2 separate regions of the Homo sapiens genome follow, and region 1 is linked to region 2. The links are chromatin contacts, found by Hi-C or POLR2A ChIA-PET in ENCODE. All regions are on one chromosome and are shown on one strand. Each heading gives the region's core, a stretch centred on a gene start or an enhancer-like site at or near the end of the contact. The rest is flanking DNA. Distances are from core to core; before and after follow the strand shown. Region 1 holds the start of LINC01177 (long intergenic non-protein coding RNA 1177). Region 2 overlaps LINC02177 (long intergenic non-protein coding RNA 2177).

Region 1 (6,892 bases), core at 2,394-4,893, 75 kb after region 2:
TGCAAATTGAGGACTCAGCAGAATGAGGATTAGGCAATTTTCTTTCCTCCTGTAATGTACTTTCTCCAAATTGCTTCTTTTGAGACAATTATTTGAGGCCTTTGAATTGCTTCTGTGGGCAGGCTGAGGGAGTCAGACAGCACATCTTCATTTTCACAGGTCTTAGGGCTTTCTCCCTACAAACACAGAAAGGGAAGGCAAGGAGAAAAGGAACACCACTCCTTGGACCACAGCAAGGGTCCCCCCCATGCAAATCTTCTAAGAAACATGCATCAAGCTCCTCTGTACTCATTCATATGACACCCTCACCCTCTGAAATGAGCACTATCATTTCCTTGTCTCACTTAAGGAAACTGAGGCTCACAGAGGTGAAATAAAATTTCAGGTAACAGAGCAAGGGCTCACATCTCTCCATCCTTCACTGATGTCTCCTTCCTTTGAACTCTCAGAGTATAAATTGCCTGTCTTTTCATTTGGCACTTGCTAAAAAATGTAACCTTCTCTTTTATTTAACTGCATAGAAGAGGCAGCAGAACATAGAGAAGAAAACAATAAGCTCTAGAATTGGGGAGATGTAGGTTTGAATTCTGGTTCCACCTCCTGTTAGCTGGGAGAATCTATTAGTTATTTAGCCTCTGAGCTTGTTTCTTTTTGTTGGGGCTCAGAAACCAATACCCCCAAATACTGCGCTTTGATGTACTGAACTAAAGAAGTAGCCTCACGGTCTCTCTGACTTTCCCTCGTCCCAACTCTCCATCCTCTGTCTCTCCCAAAGCACAGGATAAAGTTGTTCTCTGAAGTTCTCTTATCTACCTAGAAACCAGACCTGCCAAAAACACAACTGTCTTCCCCAAGTTTTCACAGTCTTAACTTATATTGCAGAAGGAAAGATGGAAGTCTGTTAATACACCTGCACAGACTTTCGTCACCAGCCATTGGCTGCGCTGTGGGCCCAAGAGACTTTGTCTGAGGCCGTTGTGTGTTCTCCAACTCCATTCATTTCCCCCTAAACATCATTCACTGTCCCTCAAATTGCCACACTTCCCCCATCTCCTCTTCCCCTATGAAGAGTATATAAACATCTGTGCCCCACCGGGTTATTCGGTAATCATTCTCCTGCAATTTTCCCACACTATGCATGTTAAAATACAATTCTGCATACCTTTTCTTCTCTTAATCTGCCTTTGGTCTGTTGATTTTCAGTGAACAATCAGAGAGTAAAGGGGAAGTTTTCCTCTGCCCCCTACACTTTTCTGTAAAATGGGGGAAAAAGGAGTACTTATTTCATGGAGTTCTTTTGGGGAGGATATATTTAAAGTAGTTAGAGCAGTTCCTGCACATTGTCAGTGCCTACTAGAGCTTAGCCTGCCTTGTTTGTGTTGGCTTGAATTCCTACTTTGATATTTTTCAACAGTACCCTGAGATGCACTACAGAATCTTTCTGAGACTTGATTTCCCCAACTCTAAAAAGTGCGCTTATATTACCTACATCATAGGGCCGTGGTGAGGATTAGCAAGACAGTAACTGGGAAGTGTTTAGCACGGAGCCTAGTGCTTAGTGATTATTTAATACTGCTGTTATTGCTGTTATTGCGAATACTTAGCACTGTGCTGGGGAGGTGTACCTAGGAAACTAGCATGTATTAAAGACCGACTTTTTATTCATATTTTATCTAATCCTCACAGCAACCCAAGAGGGAAATGCTATGATTATGCCCTGTGTGTTTACAGATGATGATCTGAGGCTCAAAGAAATGAGGTAACTAATGGAAATGCAGCACTAGGAAATGATGGAGCCCAGTTTGTCCCGAGGTCTATCTGACTCTAAAGACCTTGGTCCCTGCACCTCAACACAAGGACGGGGCTTTCACAACTGGGTGAGGAAGGAGAGGAGGGAAGCAGGGAGCCCAGAAGAGCTGCAGACGAGTCAAGCAGAGGCAGCTCCTGTAGCTACACCCTCGTGTCAGCAAGGAGGACCTCAACTGCTCTGGGAAACTGCCTGATCTATGATATTTAAAATGCCTTCTTCATTTTGGGAGGCTGAGGCTAGAGGATCACCTGAGTCCAGGAGTTCAAGACCAGCTTGGGCAACATAGGGAGACCCCCCCCATCTCTACAAAAGAAATTAAAAAATTAACCAGGCATGGTGGCACATGCCTGTAGGCCCAGCTATTCAGGAAGCTGAAGAGGGAGGATCGCTTAAGGTGGGTAGGTTGACGCTGCAGTGAGCTATGATTTTGCCACTTCACTCCAGTCTGGGCAACAGAGCGAGACCCTGTCTCTAAAAAAATAATAAAATAGCCTGTAATCGCAGCAATTTGGGAGTCCAAGGTGGGCAGATCGCAAGGTCAGGAGTTCAAGACCAACCTGGCCAATATGGCGAAACTGTCTCTACTAAAAATACCAAAAAATTAGCTGGGCGTGGTGGCACATGCCTGTAATCCCAGGTACTCGGGAGGCTGAGGCAGGAGAATTGCTTGAACCCGGGAGGTGGAGGTTGCAGTGAGCGGAGATCGCACCATGGCACTCCAGGAAAAAAAAAAAAAGCTTTCTTTCTTTTAGAGTCTATAAAGATTTTTTGCAATTTCTTGACCTTTGGTGGGGTCTACAGACTCTTAGGAGCATAGCATGTAGAGGAAGTACCTGGCTTCCAAGGCTCAGCTGGAATCAGGAAGAAGGTGTTCGTTGGTGGGCTGGCCCCTGTGGAGATGTCTTTCTTCAGTGAGCACCTGCCCAATCCCCTTCCTCATTCCCTTCACACACCTGGCTTTGTGGTCACCTTTCCCTGCATGTTGGTCCGGCTTGTCCTGTCTTTCCAACATTTGAATATGAAGAGCAGGGACAAGTGAAGGGTTGAGTTCACGGCTTTGTGTGCTTTCTTTACAGTCTCTCTATAAATGAATCCATTCAGAGAGTTCTGGCAACACTGTGAGCTCTCTTTGAAGTTCCCTTGCTCAAAAGGTCTAATCACTGTCTCACTACGTCTATGCACTATGCACTTGGTTATGTAGGGGAAAAGGGCTTAATGACACACATGGGACCTCTTCTTCATACCAGGTCTTTGGTTAGCATATTTAATCCTCACAGCAACACTATGGAAGGAGGGCTTTATAATCCCCAGTTAACGGTAAGGCAATTGGGTTTTGGAGAAGCAAAGTGACATGTCCTAGGTCACACAGCTGGTAAAGAAAAGATGCATGACTAGAACCTAGGTATATATGATTCCTGACCCTGTGCCCTGGCTACCGTGCCAGCCTGGGAAATTATGGGGCTTTGAGATGAAAATAATTGACCAGACAGCCAAAAGAACATGGGGGTAGATGTCACAGCTGTCATGACCAGTGGCCTCTGGTGAATAGCATTATACAAATGTAGAAATGGTTTGCTCTGAGGCTGAGATGAGTCAAGATCTGGAGAAACAGTCTTGATCTACAGTGGTCAGTTGCCTGTGCTGGGTACTACTGAGGACAGCTGCCCAGGAATGGAGGCACTGAGTGGTGCAAAATCCGAGGATACGGGACACCAGGGGAATCCACCTTTCGGAGCCTGCCCTTTCACAAAGGAGCGGCTGCGTGCTCCCAGCCCACTTACCAGGCTGTGTCATGCTGAAGTATAAGCAGCTCCGGAAATACCCCATTGTGTCTTGTCTCCGCTGGGCCTTGGCACAAGCTGGTCTTCCTTGCTGGAGGACGCCTCTCTGCCTGGCTGATTCTCATTCACCCAAGACGAAGGCTGGAGATATTTAGTATCTCCTTTGATTGGTAACTGGTTCTAGAACCTGTGATTGAGGAACAGGTAGGGGAAGGGGTAGAGATTCACTGCTTTCCTGAGAGTTCTATAAATCCTGAGTAACTTGGGATCTGATGTAGGAGGCAAACATTGTGGAGACTCAGAGTTGGGAGACGAAAGTATGGAAGTAGCTGGGGCAGCTGGGGGCTTAGGTGGCTCCACTGGAGGTGATTGTATATTATCATGTGTTTTAAGAATAAGACAAAGTTTTGAATTGTAGCTTAAAGATACAAATCTCAATCTCTGCTTTTGCTATTGATTTGAATTTAAAAAAGTAGGATGTTGGGTTTTGGTCAGAGGACTGAGTCTGCATAGGGAAACATTTTGAGATAATTCTTCTCTGTGGGCCAGAGGTCCTCCATAAAACTTTTGTAGAGGTTCCCATAGTGCTGTGGGTAAGTAGACTCCGAGGTCAGAAGACTAGGGCTGGAATCCCTGCTTCTCTGCTCATCAGCCATAAGTCCTTGGACCAGATACTTAGCTGTTCTGGACCTCAGTGACCTCTTCTCTAAAATGGGCATATTGATGCCTACCTCGTGGGATCATTACAGGAAAGAATAGAAGGCATGTTAAATGCTTAGCTTAGCGCCTAGCATTCGGTAATGTGATCATTAAATGTCAGCTTTTGTTATTTTTAATACTTTTAAAAGCTCAGGTTTTGGAATCAACACAGATACGTGTTTCAAAAAAGCATTGTCATTTGCCTGACAATGGAAGGGTAAATTAATTAAACACTCTGAGCCTCAGTCTTTCTCCTTGCAAAATAATAGCAGCAACAATGAGGAGGACAACAACCACATAACGCATCAGGATCTTGTAAATTTCAATGAAAGGTAAGGCCTGTGAAGTGATTAGAAAACTGGTAAACATTCAATACATAACTTGTATTATTTTTTCTTATTCTCTTGGTCTTACTGGTGAAGGGCCATTGTCTGCTTCTGTGAAAGTACAGAGAGTCCAGTAAATCTTTAGAAAATATGCAAGCTTGACTGGTCTGTGTTCTCAACACTGTCTGAAGAACCTGGCTGAGTCCTACTCACCCAAGACAAAGGCTGGAGATATTTGGTATCTTCCTTTGATTGGTAACTGGTTCCGGAACCTGTGATTGAGTAATACGTAGAGAAAGGGGGAGTGATTCACTGCTTTCCTGAGAGTCCTATAAATCCTGAGTAACTTGGGATCTGATGTGGGATGCTGAGAGGAGGAGGCAAGCATCGTTGAGACTCAGAGTTGGGAGGTGGAAGTATGGAAACAGCTGGGGCTTTTGGGGGCTTAAATAGCTCTGTCGGAGGGTACTGTGAGACCTGGGCCCTGAGGGGTTATGATGGCAGCAACCAAGACAACGTCTGTAAAATACAGAGCATGATCCATTTGCAGCAGGCACCTCAGCAGGGGTCCAGGGGAGCTGGGAGCGGGATCATGGTTCTGAGTGCACAAAAGGGAAGGCTGATTAGAGGAAGTTCTGCCCATTTTCCTGCTATTTCCCAGACATTCCAGGACCAAGAGTCACTTTTATTTTTATTTATTTATTTATTTATTTATTTATTTATTTATTTATTTATTTTGAAGCAGAATCTCGCTCTGTTACGCAGGCTGGAGTGCAGTGGTGCAATCTCAGCTCACTAAAACCTCTGCCTCCCAAGTTCAAGCGATTCTGCTGCCTCAGCTACCAGAGTAGAGTAGCTGGGATTACAGGTGTGCACCTCCACACCCAGGTAATTTTTGTATTTTTAGTAGAGAAGGGGTTTCATCATTTTGGCCAGGCTGGTCTTGAGCTCCTGACCTCTGGTGATCTGCCCCCCTTGGCCTCCCAAAGTAGTGTGAGATTACAGGCATGAGTCACCATGCTCAGCCAAGAGTCACTTTTAAAGGAAAGAAAAATCCTATTGGAGTAATGGAGAGTCTCATCAGGAAGAACAGAGCTTCAGCATAAATATAGACTGAGTTTCTATGGAGTTCCCTGTCATCTGTTTATGGGTGAGGGCACATGATGGGGTGAGGTTTATTTTATCTTTAAGGGGCGTGGACCCAACAGACCTGCTCTAATGCAATTATTTTTGAAATACCCTTGAGGATTTGATATTTACAGCTCAACGTCTGAAATGAGCCAAGGGTATTGATAAGACTGTGTGTGTATGTGTGTTGTGTATACTAAGTTATTTTCAATTCCTGCTCCCTCGAGCCTCTCCTTTCTTGGCAGGAGCCCTTGGAGGCCACTTGGCAGATGGCAGCTGGCCCATAGCTGCAAAGATCTGTCAGTCATGAGGCACCTCAGGGCTGGTATGTTTCACCAGGGCCCTTCTACCATCTCTGGGTGATTGGGTCCAGGAAGCTCCAGAGAAAAATTTAAAAATAAAAAACAGACTCAGGCACACTGTAGGTTCTTTAACTGAAATGTTTTCAGAAGCTGCTTAGGTGGCTTCTAGCTCAAATGGCAATAACAGTGATAATAATTGTTAGAGGACAGTGATTTTTCCCCTTTTCGTAACAGTGCCACCCCAGAATAGCAGGAAGTTCAAATACCTTGGAACTGAGTTTATTAGAGCCAAATGCATGCATTAAGGTCTGTCCCACATGAGTCTGGGAAGAATGGAAGGAAAGCCAAATTGAAACCTGCTAGGTTCAAGGGAGTAGAGCAGAACATTTCATAAACAAAATAAAATCTCACAGAATGGGATGCTCATAAGAGGGAACTGAAATCTCCAGAGGGCAGTGACTTTATAACAACAATGGTGATGATTTACTTGTTTGTTCACTCAGTACACATTCATTGAATACCTGCTTTGTGCCAGGCTCCGTTCTTGGCACTGGGATTACAAGCGTGTCCTGACCTTCACGTTCTATCAGGAGAGACAGTCTTTGAACATGATTTCACTCATACAGGTAATTACAAGGCAAAATCCATCGGTGCTCTGAGATTGACAAAGGGAAGCAAGTCAGGTAGGAGGTTGAAGGAAATGACAGTGAAGATGAAGTTTGAAAGATGAGTGTGAGCCCTGTGGGTGGGTTGGGGAGATGGGGCTAAAGGAACATTCCAGGCAGAGGAAAGAGCATGTGGAAAGACCTTGCGATGAAAGAATCTGGCTCACAGAGGAGACAGATA
Region 2 (7,455 bases), core at 3,418-5,917:
AATTTATGTAAGTTATAATAGGGGGAGAGGCTCAGTCTGGGTTGTTCTGGAGTCTCAGCATCTTGCACTTTATTATGAGAAATTTTGCAAGCTTATTACTTTGTAGTAATAACTATGTTCTGGCAGAGAATGGAAGGGGAGATGTGATAAACAAATGTATGAAATATATGCTACAGAATTAGGGAGAGAGAAGGGCCAGGATAGAAGGTAAAACAGGAAGAGGGAAGAAGACTAGAGGTGAGGATGGGGTGGGGAGACCTGATTTAGATACAGAGGTTAGGGCATCTGACTTATAGCTAGAGGTCTGATTGGAGGGAGTGAATATGAGTATTTAGGCAGTAGAGCCAGGCGTGGTGGTGCACACCTGCAATTTCAGTGCTTTTAGGAGGCTGAGGATCGCTGGGGGCCAGGAGGTCAAGGCTGCAGTGAGCTGTGAATGAACCACTGCACTCCATCCTGGGTGACAGAGCAATACCTTATCTCTTAAAAAAAAAAAAAAAGCATGTTTAGGCAGCAGGTGCGAAGGCCCTGAGGTCAGCATGCTCTTGGTGTATTTGCAGGCCGTGAGGAACCTTGACCACAAAGCATGGTGAGGAATGGGGTGGTGCTGGCACATGAGGTGGGAGGAGAGGGCAGGGGCCATGTCCAGTAGGATCTGGGTGCTTGTGGTGAGGAGTGTGATGTGAGGTCCTTGGCAAGGTTGGGCAGCAGCAGAAGATAATCTAACACTCTGTCTTTTGCGTGTAAAATAACATACAGATACACATGGAAGGGAAAGATGGGTCAGGAGCTACCGTGATGTGTCCAGGTGAGAGGTGATGGTGGCCTGGACCAGGTGTGGAGGTGGGGGTGGAGAGACATGGTTGGATTCTGGATGTTGACTTGCTGATACGTGGGACCTGGGATACCAAAGAGAGAGAAGGAAGAGTTGAGAATGACTGCAAGACTTTTGGCCCGAATAACTGGATGGAGGAGAAATAACAGATGAGGAAGACTGTGGGAAGAGCAGATTTGGGGGCTATGGGCATTTTGGGGGGCAGCGGGGGACTGAATTGGGGAATTTAGAGACAAGGAAATGTGGTCCTGGGACATCATCACTGACAGTTGGGTATTGCAGAGGGAGAAAGAGTGACTCAGATATGTCCCTGGATGTCAGTTACAGACTTGTATCAGTTTCCTGTTGGTGCTGTAACAAGTCACCACAATCTTAGTGGCTTAAAACAATATAGATTTGTTATCTCACAACTCTGGAGAGGCAGGCATCCAAAATGGGACTCACTGGGCTAAAGTTAAGCTGTTGGCAGGGTTGGGCTCCTTCTGAAGGCTCCAGGGAGGGTCTGTGGCCTCAGCTTTTCTGGCTTCTAGACGCTGCCTGAATTCCTTGGCTCTCCTTCCATCTCCAAGGCCAGCAATGCAGGTGGAGTGCTTCTCACTCAGACTTGGACCATCTTGCCTCCCCTCTCCATTGTAAAGATCTCGTGATCACAGTGGGCCCACCTGGATAGTCCAGGATTCTCTCCCCATCTCAGGATCTTTATCTTAACCACATCTACAAAGTCTCTTTGCCACGTAAGGTGACACATTCAGGGGGTCTGGGGATCAGGAAGTGAACATCTTTGGGGACATTATTCTGTCTACCACACAGATAAACCTGTTTCTTCATGCTGCTCCCTAGGATGAGGTAGGAGTGCAGCTGTGCGGTCTCCTATTCATCTCAGACCTCTAAAGCACCTTAGGGAGGAAGATCTCACTGCAGTAGGCTGATAACCCAGTGTAACAAAAACCTGTTTAATTACAGAATAACACTGTCTTTAGTAGAGAACAAAAGGGACATTATTGAAAAATCCCTTGACTAACCTGTACCTTTTGGAGCTACACATCATGAGGCTTTTTACAAAATGCCTCATAAAATTACCTATGAATTAAATTGAGATCTATCTGGGAGAAGGCTGTAAATTTCCCTCAAACAAGCAGCTATCTCTTTCAGCTGAAACTTGTCTTTCTAGGTTGCCCCAGTCCCCACCACTCCATATTGTCTCAGCCCTGGTTATGCATTTATGTCAGCTGCTTGGCTCTCAAGAGCATTTGTGTTCATGACTCCTCGCTTAAAATTATTCTGCACGGAAGTTGATGATGGAGTTGTGTTTAACCTCAAGATGTGACTTAGCTGTGTGATCCCAGCAAATCAGGAATCATCTCTGAGTCTCAGTTTCCTTGCTGGTGAGATGTGAACGCTGCTGTGGTGGGGAGTAAGGGGGAGGGAGGCAGGCTTTATGACAGCTATGAGCATTTACTCATTTACTATGAGTCAGACAAGTAAGACTGAATCTCCATGCTATAGTTTGCTACCCACGTTCTTTTATTTTTATTTATATATTTATATATTTATTTATTTGTTTATATGTTTTTAATTTCAGTAGGTTTTTGGGGGAACAGGTAGTGTCTGGTTACATGAATTTACATGAATAACTTCTTTCATTTTTTGAGATGGAATCTTACTCTTGTTGCCCAGGCTAGAGTACAGCGGCACGATCTTGGCTCACTGCAACCTCCATCTCCCGGGTTCAAGTGATTTTCTTGCCTCAACCTCCCCAGTAGCTGGGACTACAGGCGGCCACCACCATGCCCGGCTAATTTTTGTATCTTTAGTAAAGATGGAGTTTCACCATGTTGGCCAGGCTGGATCTGCAAGCCTCGGCCTCCCAAAGTGCTGGGATTACAGGCATGAACCACCGTGCCCGTCGAATAAGTTCTTTAGTGGTGATTTCTGAGACTTTGGTGCACGCATCGCTCAAGCAGTGTACACTGTACCCAATGTGTAGTCTTTTATCCCTCAGCACCCCCGACCCTTTCCCCTGAGTTCCCAAAGTCCAATCTATCATTCTTATGCCTTTTTGTCCTTATAGCTTAGCTCCCACATATGAATGAGAACACACAAAATTTGATTTTCCATTCCTGAGTTTCTTCACTTAGAATAATAGTCTCCAGTTCCATCCAGGTTGCTGCAAATGCCATTATTTCCTTTTCTTTTTATGGCCGAGTAGTATTTCATGGTGTGTTTGTGTGTATATATATATGTGTGTGTGTGTATATATATATGTATATATGTGTGTGTATATATGTATACATGTGTGTATATATACATGTATATATATGTGTGTGTTTATATATATATAAATGTGATATATATATATCACATTTTCTTTATTTACTTGTTGATTGATGGGCATTTGGACTGGTTTTGTATTTTTGCAATTGCAAATTGTGCTGCTATAAACAATCCAAATCGGTAAAGAGGAAGTCAAATTGCCGCTGCTCGCTGATGATATGATTGTGTACCTAGAAAATCCCAAACACTCATCCAAAAAGCTCCTAGAACTGGTCAATGAATCCTGCATTCATTCATTCATTGTTCAACAAATACTCGTTGGGTCCTTTCTAAATGTGTCAGGCACTGTGCAGGGTGTTAGAGAAACATCAGTGAACAAAAGGGATAAAATCTCTTCCCTCATGGGACTCACACTTTAGTGGGATGTGTGTAGTGCATGATGACATAATTGTAGCACCCATTGTATGCAAATAGGAAAGGAGGCTGGCATGATGTCAGGCCAGTGTCACAGCCCCTCTGAGTCTGTTTCCTTTCCCTTAAATGACTTTGATAGGTCTTTCTCTTAAATGACTTTTTTTTTTTTTTTTTGAGACGGCGTCTCGCTCTGTCGCCCAGGCTGCCACGCTGGAGTTCAGTGGCAGGATCTCGGCTCACTGCAAGCTCCGCCTCCCAGGTTCACGCCATTCTGCTGCCTCAGCCTCCCAAGTAGCTGGGACTACAGGTGCCCGCCACCACACCTGGCTAATTTTGTTTTTGTATTTTTAGTAGAGACGGGGTTTCACTGTGTTAGCCAGGATGGTCTCGATCTCCTGACCTCGTGATCCGCCTGCCTTGGCCTCCCAAAGGGATTAAATGACTCTTGTAGGCCTTTCCTCTTACCGACGTTGTAAGCATTGAATAAGAGGGTGTTGTGAGTTGAATTGTATCATCTCCAGATGCATCTACTGATGTTCTAACCCCTGGAAATAGGACCTTACTGGAGATCTTGTCTTCACAGAAGTAATGAAGTTAAGTTGAGGCCATTTGGGTGGGCTTTAATCAGTAAGACTGGTGCTTTTATAAGAAGTGGAAATTTGGATACAGAGACATGCACAGAAGGAAGTGAAGAGATCCAGGGAGAAGACAGCAATCTACAAGCCAAGGAGAGAGGCCTGGAACAGAGTGGAGTCTCCCCCATAGCCCTCAGAAGGAATCACCCCTGCTGACACCTTGATTTTCAACTTCTGACCTCCACAGCTGGGAGAGAATAAATTTCTGTTGTTTGAGCCACCTTGTTACAAAACTCCAGCAAACCAATACAGAGGGTTTCTGTAAAGTGTTGATCTCAGTGTCTGGCAACTATGAAGTATTGCACTGGACAAATGGAGGTTGTAAGAATAACAGAGGTAAATGATTGCCTGGCCCCTAGCCAACCCTTATTCCATGCTACTCCCTCCCTCTCACTTTAACAAGGTTTGTTATAAAGGAAACTCCCAGTCAAATCCCTGTGGTCACTCCTCCGACCGCTCCCACCTCTTTGCCGCCTTTTCTCAGATAGGTTGCTTCAAGCCAAAAGCACTTCTCCCAGCAGTTCTGACTTGATGAAGTTATCTTGTTTCAGGGCTGAGCAGAGCTTTCCATGACAATAGCTCTCTGGGGGAAACGAAGCCAGCTGTCACATCGCTGCCTGACACTTTGCTATCACACATTTTCTTCCAGGTCTCCTTGTCCGACAGCTTCTTCACAAGTGGCTCCGTGCAGGGCCTCCATGACCTCGAATGACTGATTGCCACCTAAGCGGGCAGTTGGGCTGCATTATCACAGCTGTTACAAGGAAAGAGAGGGTTGTAATCCCTCTTCCCCAAATGACAGACTGCTTGTTAGACACAGAATGGTCACTGTGGCTTGTAAGATGTGGGTGGGGAAGAATAATCCATTTATAGAAAACCACAGACTGACAACCTCTCCTTCTTGCTGTTCCCTGTCTCCTTAAACCTGTTTTCTCTGCCCACTTATCGGATCATACGGATTCTGAAATGTGTCTGACATCCAATGGCAACTAGCAATGTGCAACCAAAAGTTATTTCTTGGCCTGGCATGGTGGCTCATGCCTGTAATCCCAGCACTTTAGGAGGCTGAGGCAGGCGGATCACCTGAGGTCAGGAGTTTGAGACCAGCCTGGCCAACATGGTGAAACCCTGTCTCTATTAAAAATACAAAAATTAGCTGGGTGTGGTGGTGGGTGTCTGTAATCCCAGCTACTTGGGAGGCTGAGGCAGGAGAATCACTTGAACCCAGGAAGCAGAGGTTGCAGTGAGCTGAGACGGTGCCATTGCATTCCAGACTGGGCAACAAGAGTGAAACTCTGTCTCAAAAAAAAAAAAAAAAAAAAAGTTATTTCTTGCCTGGCCAGGATACCTCAACCACTGCTTAAAACACCTACTATATACCAGACATATAAAACCATTTATTGATCTATAAACATTTATTGAGTTTGTATGGTAGTGATTCGAATGAGTGAAGGTGTCAATAAGAGATACCAACTAAAAGCAGCTTGACGAAGTCATTATATGAAGAAGACACTTGCACATGTGTGTTTACAGCAGCGTAATTTACAATTGCAAAGATGCGGAACCAACCCAAGTGCCCATGGATTGAGTGGCTAAAGAAAAACGTGGTATATATACACCACGGAATATGACTCAGCCATTAAAAGGAATGAAATCATGTCTTTTGCAGCGACTTGGATGGATCTGGAGGCCATTATTCTAAGTGAAGTAACACAGGAGTAGAAAACCAAAAACCGCATGTTCTCACTAAAAGCGGGAGGTTGAGCTATGAGTACGCAGAGGCATACAGAGTGGTATAATGGACTTCAGGGACTTTAAAGTGTGAGAGTGTAGGGGGGCCAGGGATGGAAAAAACCTACACGTTAGGTACAATGTACACTACTTGTGTGATGAGTGCACTAAAATCTCAGAATTCATCACTATATAATTCATTTATGTAACCAAAAACCACTTGTACCCCAAGAACTATTGAAAATAAATAGATAAAAAATTAAAAAGTGTGCTGTAAAAGAAATTAAAAGCAGCTTAACTAATGACACATTATTTCTCACGTAACAGAACTCGAGAGGAGTTGGATCCAGGGTTGATTCCATGGCGCCTGGGCTCCGCATCAGCCTCTCTTAGCCTTTTTTGCCTTCTCCCTCTCGGAGCCAAAATAGCTGCTGCTGCACCGTCATCACGTCTTTCATGTCAGTGTCCAGAGCAGTAAGGCAGTTCGAGAATGGCTGTTGGGTGGCAATCACAAATGTCTGGGGCATGTGCCATGTGCTAGTCATTTTTCTAGGTGCTGATGTTTTGCTTCTTCTAATCCTGAGCAACATACTCTGGGAAGGTGTCATCTTTGAGATGTTAAGTGATTTGTCTAAGGCCATAAGCTAGTAAGTGGCATGATGGGAATTTAAGTCTAGGTTTACCTGACTCCAAAAAGTCTGTGTTCATTCTACCAAGATCTAGCAGTGTCTAGATCAGGGTTTCTCAATCTGAGCACTATTGACATTTTGTGCTGGACAGTTCCTTGTTGTAGGGGGCTGTCCCATGCATTGCAGGATGTTCAGCAGCTTCTGTAGAACCTATCTATTAGATGCCAGTAGCACCCCCTCAGCTGTGACAATCAAAAATGCCCCCACACATTGCCAAATGTTCAGATGCTGCAAAAATCACCTGCAGTTAAGAGCCATTGCCCTATGGAGTACTCTTTCTGTCAAGGCTCAATATAAAATTGCATAAAGCTGGACGCGGTGACTCACACCTGTAATTCCAGCAATTTGGGAGGCTGAGGTAGGCACACTTGAACTCCTGAGTCCAGGAATTCAAGCTGGGCAACATGGCGAAATCCTGTCTCTACTAAAAATACAAAAAATTAGTCAGGCGTGGTGGTGTGCGCCTGTAATCCCAGCTTCTCAGGAGGCTGAGGTGGGAGAATTGCGTGAGCTCAGGAGGGCAAGACTGCAGTAAACTGAAATTGTGCCACTGCACTCCAGCCTGATCAACTGGAGTGAGATCCTGTTAAAAAAAAAAAAAAAAAAAAAAAAAAAAAAAAAAGCCTGAGTCCTGAGCCTTTAACCTGGTGACCAACATGCTCCCTGCTCTGGCACTCAGTATGGAGTTTTCAAAATACATTCTCTAATTTGGTATGATTGATGGCTGTAGAGGGGGTGAGTGAGAGATAAATGGACCACAAACAGGCTGGCTATTGACACTATGTCACAGTGACACTGCTGAGGGATGTTTTATAGGTTAACTCTTAATTTTAACCTTCACATCAATCTCACGACACAAGTACTATCCTTCCCCCCG

The links. Hi-C counts contacts between places; a loop is a spot of excess contacts on that map. ChIA-PET counts read pairs that join two places held with the same protein, here RNA polymerase II (POLR2A). Pooled maps may share reads with other maps.
Region 1: a map of heart right ventricle shows a loop between it and region 2 (17-fold over the local background). The contact joins the promoter of LINC01177 here to the enhancer-like site in region 2. A Hi-C loop is called at or near these places in 9 of 168 maps with a recorded cell type or tissue (Right ventricle myocardium inferior, Right ventricle myocardium superior, cardiac septum and 2 more) and 8 of 50 pooled maps. POLR2A ChIA-PET finds 5 or more read pairs at or near these places in 1 of 52 experiments (activated CD4-positive, alpha-beta T cell).

What each region holds. Positions count from the first base shown.
Region 1 is chr16:9,441,342-9,448,233 of GRCh38, forward strand. LINC01177 (long intergenic non-protein coding RNA 1177) reads right to left here and starts at 3,644. Exons shown (of 4, transcript NR_126397.1): 1 at 3,592-3,644; 2 at 2,644-2,811; 3 at 1,163-1,253; 4 at 1-176. It overlaps LINC01195 (long intergenic non-protein coding RNA 1195), which reads right to left. Exons shown (of 5, transcript NR_126349.1): 3 at 6,568-6,701; 4 at 4,830-4,888; 5 at 4,672-4,727.
Region 2 is chr16:9,365,589-9,373,043 of GRCh38, forward strand. All of the region lies in intron 1 of LINC02177 (long intergenic non-protein coding RNA 2177), which reads left to right. Among named protein-coding and RNA genes, the nearest start is that of LINC02177, 14 kb to the left of the region's middle. Within about 2 kb of position 4,668, at least 3 of the 41 ENCODE cell types and tissues checked have a DNase peak (open chromatin) inside an H3K27ac peak, as active enhancers do; they include heart left ventricle and heart right ventricle, where a contact is called at or near this core.